Regions from separate parts of the Mus musculus genome. Here region 1 is linked to region 2. A link is a loop called in an ENCODE intact Hi-C map of the cell type or tissue named here. Cell type or tissue: heart. All regions are shown on one strand. Links, peaks and the distances in the headings refer to the core of each region. The heading gives the core; the rest is flanking DNA.

The links. Peaks named below come from ENCODE experiments on the same cell type or tissue, not always from the same donor. Only the 100,000 strongest peaks of a DNase experiment are listed, where the experiment ranks them.
Region 1: it touches region 2 in a loop (5-fold over the local background); 5 of 42 quality-filtered maps call a loop at or near these places.

What each region holds. Positions count from the first base shown.
Region 1 is chrX:99,289,440-99,294,815 of GRCm38, forward strand. Gm30649 (a long non-coding RNA gene) reads right to left here and starts at 2,161. Exons shown (of 3, transcript XR_386998.3): 1 at 1,956-2,161; 2 at 1,749-1,826. Gm39528 (a long non-coding RNA gene) reads left to right here. Exons shown (of 3, transcript XR_878181.2): 2 at 4,644-4,868. In heart, for the core only: no CTCF peak of the experiment used is centred there; DNase peaks (open chromatin) are centred at 2,392 and 3,592; H3K4me3 peaks cover 220 bases; H3K27ac peaks cover 2,374 bases; H3K27me3 peaks cover 1,865 bases.
Region 2 is chrX:99,231,148-99,236,523 of GRCm38, forward strand. No RefSeq gene overlaps it. Among named protein-coding and RNA genes, the nearest start is that of Gm46674, 35 kb to the left of the region's middle. In heart, for the core only: a CTCF peak has its summit at 2,000; a DNase peak (open chromatin) is centred at 2,174; H3K27me3 peaks cover 1,404 bases.

The DNA.
Region 1 (5,376 bases), core at 77-5,076, 58 kb after region 2:
GCTCCTCTGGCAGGGAAGAGGAGAGCAGAATAAAGCCCTCCTTTCTGGCACTTTCCATTTCTCTGTTCCTATCTACTCCACTCCTCCCCACCTTTTCTTCTTCCTGTTTACCTCTGCCCTCATTCCTGAGGCAAAGGGTCCTCCATCTGCTAGATCCAGAGAAGCAAAGCCCAAGGCTGGGGGTTCTAAAAGGGGAAATAATTTGGCTTAAAAATGAAGGACAGTGAGGACCATAGAGGGGTGTCATGGAAGATCATGCTACAGACTTGGGCAGAACCCCCTAATGCTGCAATGAGGGTCTGACCTGGCTCCAAACCACTGTGGTCTGGCTCCCTCTTGTTAGCAAGGAATGATGAATTTGAGAAATTACTGGAAGGATTGGGGGAGACAATGAATTTCCTCATCCACATTCAGGGAAGGTTTGGAGAGGCCCCAAGTCCCCTTCCTTAACTCTGGTGCCACACCTTCCTTAAGTCTAGCTACATGTCTTATCTTCTGCAGCCCTGTCATCTATGAGATGAGCTCACGGAAGCTCCCTCATGACATAGAGCTCAACTGGAGTTTTTCTTAGGAAGCAAGGAAAAAGTTACTTTCATTTCTTTTGCTCATACAGGGTCTCATTATGTAGCCCAGGCTAGCCTCAAACTTGTGATTCTCCGTTAGCTTCCCAAATATTGAGATTGCAGCCATATGCCACCACATCTGTCAGAAGGTACTTTTTTATGCAACCCACAATCCTGCTGGCCCATTTTATATATGAGGAGACAGAGGTTCAAGGAGAAGTAGCTTGCCCATGATCCCACACACAGTGTATGAGTGACAGGGCCTGGCTTCCAGGAGTTCTCTCCTGTCCACCTGTCTCCCAGAGCGTGAACTCTGGGTAAGTTCTTTGCTTAGTCTGACTCTTATAGTTGTATAACCCTCAATGGAGGGTTTTAAAAAAATCATTTGTAAAGTTAGCAGATACAGTAATAAGCGTCATCGTGGCATGTTCTTAAGTATATGCTATTGTACTTTATTTTTCCAAGTAGAGATTTAACCAAAACTGTAGAACAAAGCCTGTTGTGCTCAAGTCTGGACTCTTCTGTTTACTGTGAGGCTCTGTGCAGCCTCAACATTCTATGCACTTAATTTCTTCATTTTTAAAGCAATGGGGGTGATGGCACCTCCCACGGGCTGTAAAAGTCGTGCGGGGAGGGAATGAGCGCTACCATATAAACCCCCGAGAACAATACCTGGCCTGTAAGAAATGTTCACTCAGTTGGGGTTCTTTCCATGGCTCCTCCTTCAAGCCTCAAGCCTGCAACTCATTTTGACATGACCAACCTCGGGCCCACCCTGCTAGCTTCGACATCGGAGGCTCCTCTGACCCCATCCCCACAGTCTTTTTCTGCTTACTGTGCTCTGAACCTGATTCTCTGTCCTGATTCTAGGCACAGCTTGATAGCATACCCAGTATTCAACTTTGCCAATCCCTGCTCTTGTCACTGGGTGACCTTTCTAGTGCCTGGGTGACCTGTACAGCTCTCAGAATCTCTCTGTCTTGCCTTTGTTGGTCCCCTTTAGGCTTGGAGTCCACACCTCTATTCTAGCTCGCCTGCCACTTTCTGTTGTTGCTTGGAATCGTCTGCCCCTGGTATCATCTGCCCCTGGACTCTGCCTGTTGCTATGGCTTCAGGTGGGGCTACAGACTCCCAGAGCTCCTTGATTGCATCCTTCACCCACCCCAATGCTGACTGTCATCATACCTCTCCAGACAGCCCTGCTCTGCCAAGGAACAACTCGGTGTCCACTCTGTCCTGTCTGTGGAGAGTAGACGAGGCAACCTAGAAGGAGCAAAAAGAAGCCAAGGGGTTTCTTTGGCCAAGAGCAATGGCCCAGTGAGCATACAAGCAAGTTCTGTGTGCTCCTAACCCCCTGGCAGAGGCTCTGCACCAGCTACCATGCTCTCTCACCTCCACAGCCTCCAGTCCCTGGAGAGGAGGACTAGGCTCTAGTTTGTGCCTGGCTCCAGCAGGCAGGGTCAAGTCACATCCACACAAGCACACGAGGGGAGAGAAGAGGGAGGAGGAGGAAACACAAATGGAAGAGCCCAGCAGTGAGGCTCTGGCAGGGTGTGCCGGGAGGGAGGGAGGGAGAGAGGGAGGGAGAGAGGGAGGGAGAGAGAGAGGGAGGGAGAGAGGGAGGGAGGGAGGGGAAGCTGGACCCAGGGCTATTTCTGTACAATAATACAGGGGAAGAGGGCCAAGCTGACAGGACAGTGATTAGTCTTCAGGGAGCAAAGGCGAAGACTCTGCCGGCGAGCCCAGGGCTGGAGGAGCTGGCCCGGGGCCCAGTCCGGTGGGCTGGAGCAATGATTTCAGAGGCCGGGAATCTGAGGCGAGCTGAGCCCAGGGACTAGGGAGCAGAGAAGGTGGGAGCAGGGTGAGGGGAGCCAACCATCCTGCCTGCTCCACTTCCAGCATTGGAAGCTGGGAGGGGGTGGGGCTGGCTTGCCCCAACTGTCAGTCGGCCACTGTGGGGTTATCTGGCTGTGGGTAGGGGCAGATATTCTGAAATGCACACTTCCTGGGCTCTGGCCTGTGAGGGAGATGGCGTGAGAAAAGGCCAGAAACACAAGGCTCGGAAACCTCGGGGGAAGAGTCAAGACTTGGTTTTCTTTCCCACGGGATTTACAGTCATGGGGTCTGGGAGAGGGAGTGTGAAAGGGTCAGGTCATAGAGAGTGACAAAGAGATCACATTTACCAAGGGTCCTTGCTGCATGTTAGCACACTGAATGTCCCTGAAAAGCAGGTAGGGTAGGAGTGACCAAGCTTGATTTACAGTGAGGGAGGAAACAGATGCGAAGGGATTGTCCAAACATCATTCAGTTACAGAGAGGCAGTGCACCCAGGTCTGCCAGGCTCCAAAGGCCTGTGTCTGTCCAGAAGCACCCTTGCAATGGAGGGATTCTGCTGGGTTCTTGTCTGAGACTCCTTGGTCTTGAATCTGCCTATTTTCTGCCAGGTACATGACTCTGGAGAAGCTATTTCACCTTGTGGCCATAGGGGTTTTTTATCTGTCTGATAGATGGAACTACAAATATTTTTAGATTGCACACTGCTGAGTGAGTGTGGTGGTATCCAGGAGACTAAGGCAGGAGGATCACGAGTTCAAGGCCAACCTGGGCTTTGTAGTGAGACTTTGCCTCCCAATTTACAAGGGGAGCAAGATAGGGGTGTCGCTTATTGGTGAAGTTCTTGCCTATCATGGGTAAGACTGAGTCCCATCCCAACCACACAAAAGACTGCTATGTAAAGTAAATCGGCTAAAATGCAGAAGGCATCTAAAATAGCCCTTGGCACGCTCTGACCGCTGAGGAGGTTGAGTTGAATATTTCGCCACTCTCCTTCGTAGGGCATTCCAGAGGGAGGAGCGTGAGAGAGGCAAGAGAGCTGTCGGACGAAAACACAGTTCAGGGGGTCACTGCAACTCCTTAGAGCTGGCATCCTCCCACATTTGGACAATAGCATCTAGAGTCTTTAAAAGAGGGCCTGTGTGATGAAACAATTGCACTTCTGGGAATTCATCCTGCGGAAAGAATAGGTCAGCAGAGACGTACTTATCAGGATGTCCGTGGCCTGATTATTATAGCACAGAGAAAAAAAAAAGTGGCTTAGCTAAAGGAATTACGGTGTGTCCATGCACTGTGACTAGGGAAACCAAGCATGTCACTCTACAGCACTGATGCAGAAGGATATTGCTAGGACAGTAGGCACGGTAGTCAAGGCTGGATCGAGACACTGTTAGGGGCTCAATATTGGGAAAGAGAACCTATTCCTATTTATGGAACACTGAAAATTGCCTGGCAACGATTTTTTGAACATTTACTGCTTCTATTATGAGAAAGAAACAAGGAACAAAATGATTTCTCGTTTGAAAGCAAACTCTTGAAGCTTTAGAACCTATCTTTATCTGGGAAGGGGTCCTGGGTCTTAGGCCTCCAGGCAGGAGTGATCTCCCAACTTGCTCACGAGCTAGCCCAGCATTTCAGACTTCTCGCTGCTGCTTGCCAAGAAGCAGGGGTAGAGCAGAGAGTGGAAGCATTAATGGAGTCAGCCAGACAAATGTGGACTTCTCTGCTTCTAGAAGAAAGCCTCAAAACCACCAGTCCAGGTGACCTTGCTCAGCCGTTCATTCATCTGTTCACTCAAAAATGATTTACTGAGCAATTACTATGTACCCAGACCAAGTGGTGAGGACACAGAAATGAGCAAAAGTGACAGAATTCCTTGTTCTCATGGAGATTTCAATCCATAGCAGAGAGGGTATAATCTCTCTCTCTCTCTCTCTCTCTCTCTCTCTCTCTCTCTCTCTCTCTCTGTGTGTGTGTGTGTGTGTGTGTGTGTGTGTGTGTGTGTGTGTGTGTTGGGGGCAGAGAGGGGACAGTTCACATCATGGCAGCCAGGAAGGAGAGAAAGAGAAAGATGGAGGGGAGAAGGGGATGGCTGTGCTGTGGGTGCTCTTTTGCTTTATTCTTCTTGTGCATCTCAGCCAGTGGGAGAGTGCCACCTACATTCAGGTGGGCTCTTTCCTGTTGGCTAACCCTCTAGAGAAATACTCGCCCAGATAGAGTCTGATCTGTGCTTTATGAATCCCCCAGGAGCTTCTCAATCCACTCAAGTTGGCAAGATTACCCATCAGAGTGTGTCGCTGAAAACAGAGGAGATTGAAATCAACAGCTGATCTGGGTGAGGAAGCCAGGCATGCGCACAACCAGAAAGCGCGCATTCCAAGCAAGTGCAGCGCCCCTGAGGTGGCAAGGCTGCTGCTGAATGGGTTGAAGTATAGAAAAGAGGCCATGCAGGCTGCCAAAGGGACATTCCAGGTAAATCTGGGAGAGGAATGCACACTAAATCAGGGCTGGGTGGGCAAGCCATGGTGAAGGTTTGGCTCTTATTCAAAGTGAAATGAGGAGACAGGACAGGGGTCTCAGCAATGTGACAGTCACTTGCCTACATTTTAGCAGAATCGCTTTGGCTGCTGTCATACAAGTAGACTGATGTAGAAATAATTAAAAAAGGAGAGACAAGGAAGCAGTTTAGAAGCTATGACAGTAATCCCGGTGATGTATCTCAGACCTAAGTGGCAGTGGAAGTGAAAAGAACTGTCCTTTCTGCTTTGACTGCTTGCTGGGCTCAGATGTTGCACCAAATCCAGAATGATCTGTGGCAAGCATCCCACTTTGGTGAGAAGATGGCATGCAGTGTGTCCTGCTGTGGGGCTACCCTTCTTCCCTGTACGACCTTTGTGTGGGGTATTCACTATTGGATTCCTCCAGGGCTTAGAGCAGGGGTTGCTTGACTGGAGCTGAGCGCAGGAATGAATGTGGTGGA
Region 2 (5,376 bases), core at 54-5,053:
AAAGCCTCACAAACCTTTTGCTTCCTGGCCTGGGGATGTGCTTTCCTCCCTAGCCCACCCAGCCCAGGCCCTGAGCCATGGCACAGGCTAGACAACAAGAGAAGCTGGGGAGCATCTGCCCCAGGAGCAGGCTGCTGGGAAGGCAGCTCCAGGCTCCTGCTTCTAGAGCTAGCCATGAGGCACCCCAGTAGGAAGTACAAGGGGTAAAACCAACAGAGGTTAGTGGGACAGCAGACAGAAATGTCAGGGATGGGATTGTTGAAAGGCCAGGTTGGGTGGCATTAGCAGGATGACAAGACCTGACCCTAGTTCATGACATGAACGAACATGTCAATTGGGATCTTTGGATATGTGTGTGTGTGTGTGTGTGTGTGTGTGTGTGTGTGTGTGTGTGTGTAGCCCAGGTTGGATTTGCTCCTGATCCTCCTATCTCTGCCTCCCTAGTGTTGGGATCATAGATCTGCACTGTCACACTCAGCTGGGTGTTGCTGTTATTGTTTCATTTTAATGTGGTGGGAGCTTTTCTTGTTTGGTTGGTTTCTTATTGTTTTGAGACAAAGGGTCCTACTGTGAACCCAGGCTCATTTGGAAATCATGATCATTGTGACTCTACCTACCTCCTTGGTGCAGCCTCAATGGGTACCTATTAAGTTGCCAGTTGAAATCCCATTGACAACTGGCCAGGTGCTCTTCTGTGTAGCCTCAGAACTCCCCACTGAAAAGGCCAGGCTTGTAGGAACCACAAGCCTGACATCAAATCCTAGTCCCAACTCTTTCTGGTGTGACTCCGGATAAATACATGAATTTCACCGTGGAAACGTTTGTTTGCCCATGCATAGGGTAGAATGAAGATAACATTTTCTTGCCTAGGTCGTTAGCAGGGTTAGATGAAGGAGCACATGGGTGTGCTCTGTGAGAGCCAAGGGCTATAATTATATGTATATGAGCTATATTTATCAGCATGGCGAAGATGGAGAAGTAAGTTCTCTGCCTCTTTGTCATCTGAGGGCACATTCCCCATTTCCTTCTACTCAATCCTGCGGGACTCCTTGAAGACTTAGCCTACTGAAGGTCAGGCTTAGGACACTGGTTTCTTGTTCTGCTGGAGGCCCCTCAGCATGCTGCTTGACTCCTCTGAGCCGTGAGAAGTGTGCTCTGTGGATAGCAGTGCAACGGAAAGGGGATTTTCTCCTAGTTTCTTTCCCTCCCTCTGGATGATGCGATCAAAGAAGAGGTTCACACAGAGGTGAGGCCCAAAGGCACAGCAGCACCCTTCCCAGATGTGGTGTGGGGGCAGGGGGCGGGGGAGACTGAAGAAATGTGGCCATGTGGAGGGCAGGGCCAGGGCTGGCCTGCCTGTGATCAAAGGCACGGGTGGGGCGGGGCAAGGGCTGGGGGCAAGTTCCTCACATTGCTGACGGGTTAGTCCTTTCTCTTGGTTGCCTGGATGCCTTGGTAGCTCCCAGTCCCTGTGTTCACTGGTTCATCGTTTACTGCAGGGCTGTGCCTGCAGCCAGCATTCAAGCCGATTATGAATGGGGAGCAAGCTACTTACATAGTCCTCTATGGAGTGGGTTGAGAGATACATGCCAAGCTGAGTGCTACCTTACTCTGCTCTTGTACCTGCACCAGTGGAGATACTGGTAACTTGTTACTGCCCAACTGTCCCAGGCACTTCACTTGCCTGACTCCCATTTGCCTCCTTGTGTGCTGGTGGGCGGGTCTCAGCCTACTGGCACTGGGCAGCCATTCCCGTGTGGTAGCAGTAGTGGCTGGGAGCCTGTGTGCTCTCCTGGGTTGGAGCAGGTGGGTGAGCTTAACTCTGCAGATCTGGGGCAGAGGAAGATGGGCATAGAAAGAACTGTTTTTTTCCTCCGGGGAAGGAAAGATCTTGGTGTTCCTGGGTCAACTCCAGAAGCCCAGGGGCTCCAGCTGCCCATGTCACCAGGAAATGTGCATTCTAAACAATGCCCAGGCCAGCCCATCCTGAATCCTACCTACCACCCCTAGTGGGAGCCCTGGGAGATGCCTCTGGCCATTGTTCCCAGAGACAACTCACTGGGGTCAGACCTGGGCGATACCAGGGTCCTCAACTTCCACACCCTGGGAGGAGGCTCATGATGTCCCAGAGAAAGTTCTTTCCAGGCTTTGTTTTGGATTGGGCAGGAAGTCACTCAGGACGTGATGGTTTGGGTGGGGGCTGGGGTAGAGGAGCATGGGGGTTGTCAGTTTTCCTTTTGGTTTCCTTTGGGGAGGGCTATTGACGAGGTAAGCTGAGGTAAGGAGCAGATACTTGGCTCAGCTTCTAGTCAGGAGACCTTAGCACACCAGTTTCTTTATCGCTCAATGGAGATGGCTATTCCTACCTTCTAGTTATTGGGAGAACTTTTTTTTTTCCCACCAAGATTCTTTTGACAGCTTTTCTGGCACATAGTTCGGGTATTGTTTTTTTGTTTGTTCATTTGTTTTTTTCTTTGATAGGTCCTGCTATGTAGCCCGTGCTGGCCTCAAATTCCTGATCTTTATTCCTTAGCCTCCTTAAGGCTCAGATTACAAATATGTGCCATCACCCTTGACTTTATTTACTATTACATTATCTGTCTATCCATTTTAGTCATACCCTCTAGCCTAAACTGGCTTGGAACTCATAGCCTCGTCAAGCCTAGCATATAGTTTAAATGTCAGTTCTAGTTTCCTTCTCTTTTCCAAGCTAAGACTCCTTGTCTCAGAAGCCTTAGGCACTCCTGTCTTTTTAACCGGCAACAGGCACCATTCAGGCACAGTGCTGGTAGCATCCCCACTTTACAAGTAGGGAAACAGAGGGAGAGGGAGAGTGATACACAGTAAAGAAGGTGATATGAACAGCTTTTGTTCTGCTGTGATTTGTGCCCTGTCCGGCATTAGACTGCAACTTTGAGTACTTTTCTGCTTTTATGAGTCTCACGTTATTCAGTTGCTCAATGGGGATGTTTAACTCAACTCCTCCAGGCTTACTATCAATCCAGGGGCACTGGACATACCAGCCATGACCTGCTGTCCTTGCTTCTCTCTGTGGGGCCAGTGGACAGTGGACCTGTGGATGCCGTGAGGCATCTATCCCTGCCATTCCTTGGCATTCCTTGCCAGCAGCTGAAAGCTCAGTCTTTTTGGGCTCCTTCCAGGAAACAGAGCTGAATGCACATGAGAAAGACTTTGTTAAAGAGATAACACTGGGTCAATTCACATTTTTAAAAACAATACCAAGTCATTCCTTTAAGCTGTGATTAGCAGTAAATGACTTTTGACACAATGTGGAACTGATTGTGACCAATGGGATACTACCACTCCTTAGGGAAAACTTCTGTATTTCTGATCACTTTTCTGATAATGTATGAATCCATGGAAATACAAGTGATGATTGGTATTGTTCTATTATCATTGTTTTTGTTCTGCAAGGCATGCAGTATAAAGGTTAAGACTGTAGGCTCAGGAGGTAAACTTGTTGGGTAAGAAGATTGCCTAGGCCATTTTCCAGCTATATAATATTTGGTATGAATATTGGGTATGTTACTTAACTGTTTAATGCCTTGGTTTACCCAAATATCAAATTGGGATAATACTAATAATAGTGTATACATATGTATATGTAGTATATAATAGCATACACACATACATATCAGTTGTTTGAGAATCAAATGAGATAATTGAATTCAAGTGGTTAGCACAGTATCTAGTTCAAAGGTCAACATCTAAACCCTGCAGGCCAAGATGGCTTGTTGCCTGTTGCTAAAGACCAAGCTTTACTGAACACAGCCATATTTGTTTGTTTACCTATCATCCATGATTGTTTGTGGCACCTCAGCCCAGTCAAATAGTTAACATCAGAGTCCTAGAGGCACAAAATCTAAACTCCTCACTGTCTCTTCCCTGGGGCAGGGAATCTGTGAAAAACTTTTGTGTTCAGGCAATATTATTTTATTTTATTATTCTAACATTTTTTTCATTGTAAACATTGAGATCCAAGTCCAAGGAAAGGAAATGACTTGCCCAAAGCCATACAACTAGGGTGGTACAGTACTGGGACCACACTTAGCTCAGAAAACTTTCAAGGATGCAACATCAACTACAAATTCATCCATGCTTGGCATCCTTGGGCTCAAGGCTCCCTAGACAAAGGATTCCAGCTGCCAAGCCAAGAAGAGGCCTCTTCCCTCCAGTGCCAGGTCAGTAGGCATGGGCCAACAGTTTTACCTCAGCAGCCTTTCAGCAGCCTTTGCTTGAGTCTACTGACCTGTTAGGCTGGGCTGGGTGACTGCTATGCTAGGTCATTATTGGTTCTGCCCCCAGCCTCAGGACTCTGTTATCAGCCTGCTGGACTTGCCCTTGCTCTTGTAATGGACTAGTCTGTGACCATTATGTCTCCCCTGCTATATTCTCCTGTGTGACACAATTATACTGGCCTCCTTTATCCTCAAACCTCTCAGAGTGCCTAGCTATCTTTAATTTTCCATCTGTTCTTCATACTAAGCAGTAAGTGGAGCTAAGTCAGACCTTAAGTGATGGGGTGCATGGGAAAGCTTATAGAAGTTCCCCAGGGTCCCTGGAACCCAGAGGTGTGGCTTAGTCCTCAAAGCCTGTGAGGGCTGGCAAGATACACTTACAACATATGTCATTGGTAGGCATAAGGAGGTTGGTCTCTGCGGTTCTTCCTCCCAGCTTGAACAGTCTAGGGTTCTTTGTTTGTTTGGTTGGTTGGTTTTGGTTTTGATTTTGTTTTTTTGAGATAGGGTTTCTCTGTGGAGCCCTGGCTGTCCTGGAACTCACTCTGTAGACCAGGCTGACCTAAAACTCAGAAATCCGCCTGCCTCTGCCTCCCAAGTGCTGGGATTAAAGGCGTGCGCCACCACCGTCCGGCTCTGTCTAGGATTCTTGAGAGCCAGTTTTAATTGTCTTAGTAATCATTAGCTGCTTTACCTCTGTTTCCTATGTCAAATAGTGTGTCATTAAATACCTGTCCTATGGTCCATAGTCTCACTGAGGCAGGGATAGCAGGGCCAGGGCACATTCTACCTTAAGTGTGTGTGTTTATATTTGAGGATGAATGCATATATGTGTGGCCTTACATGTATTGCTGTGAGCATAGACTTCCCTTGACACAGGATTTGGCATATGGTAGACACTTGGGATGTGGCATTTCTTGCCTTTCTTGAGTTAGCAAAGGGCCTAGTTCTAGACACAGCTAACCAGGCTACACAGAGTAGACATCTAATCGATGTTTACCCAATGATCAGACTCAGTAGGCACGCTCTTCCCAGAAGCATATTCTGTATGAGTGATGCATGTAAAATAGGTTGGCTTGGGCATGGAATGTATATGTGCTCCGTGAGTATGCATCAC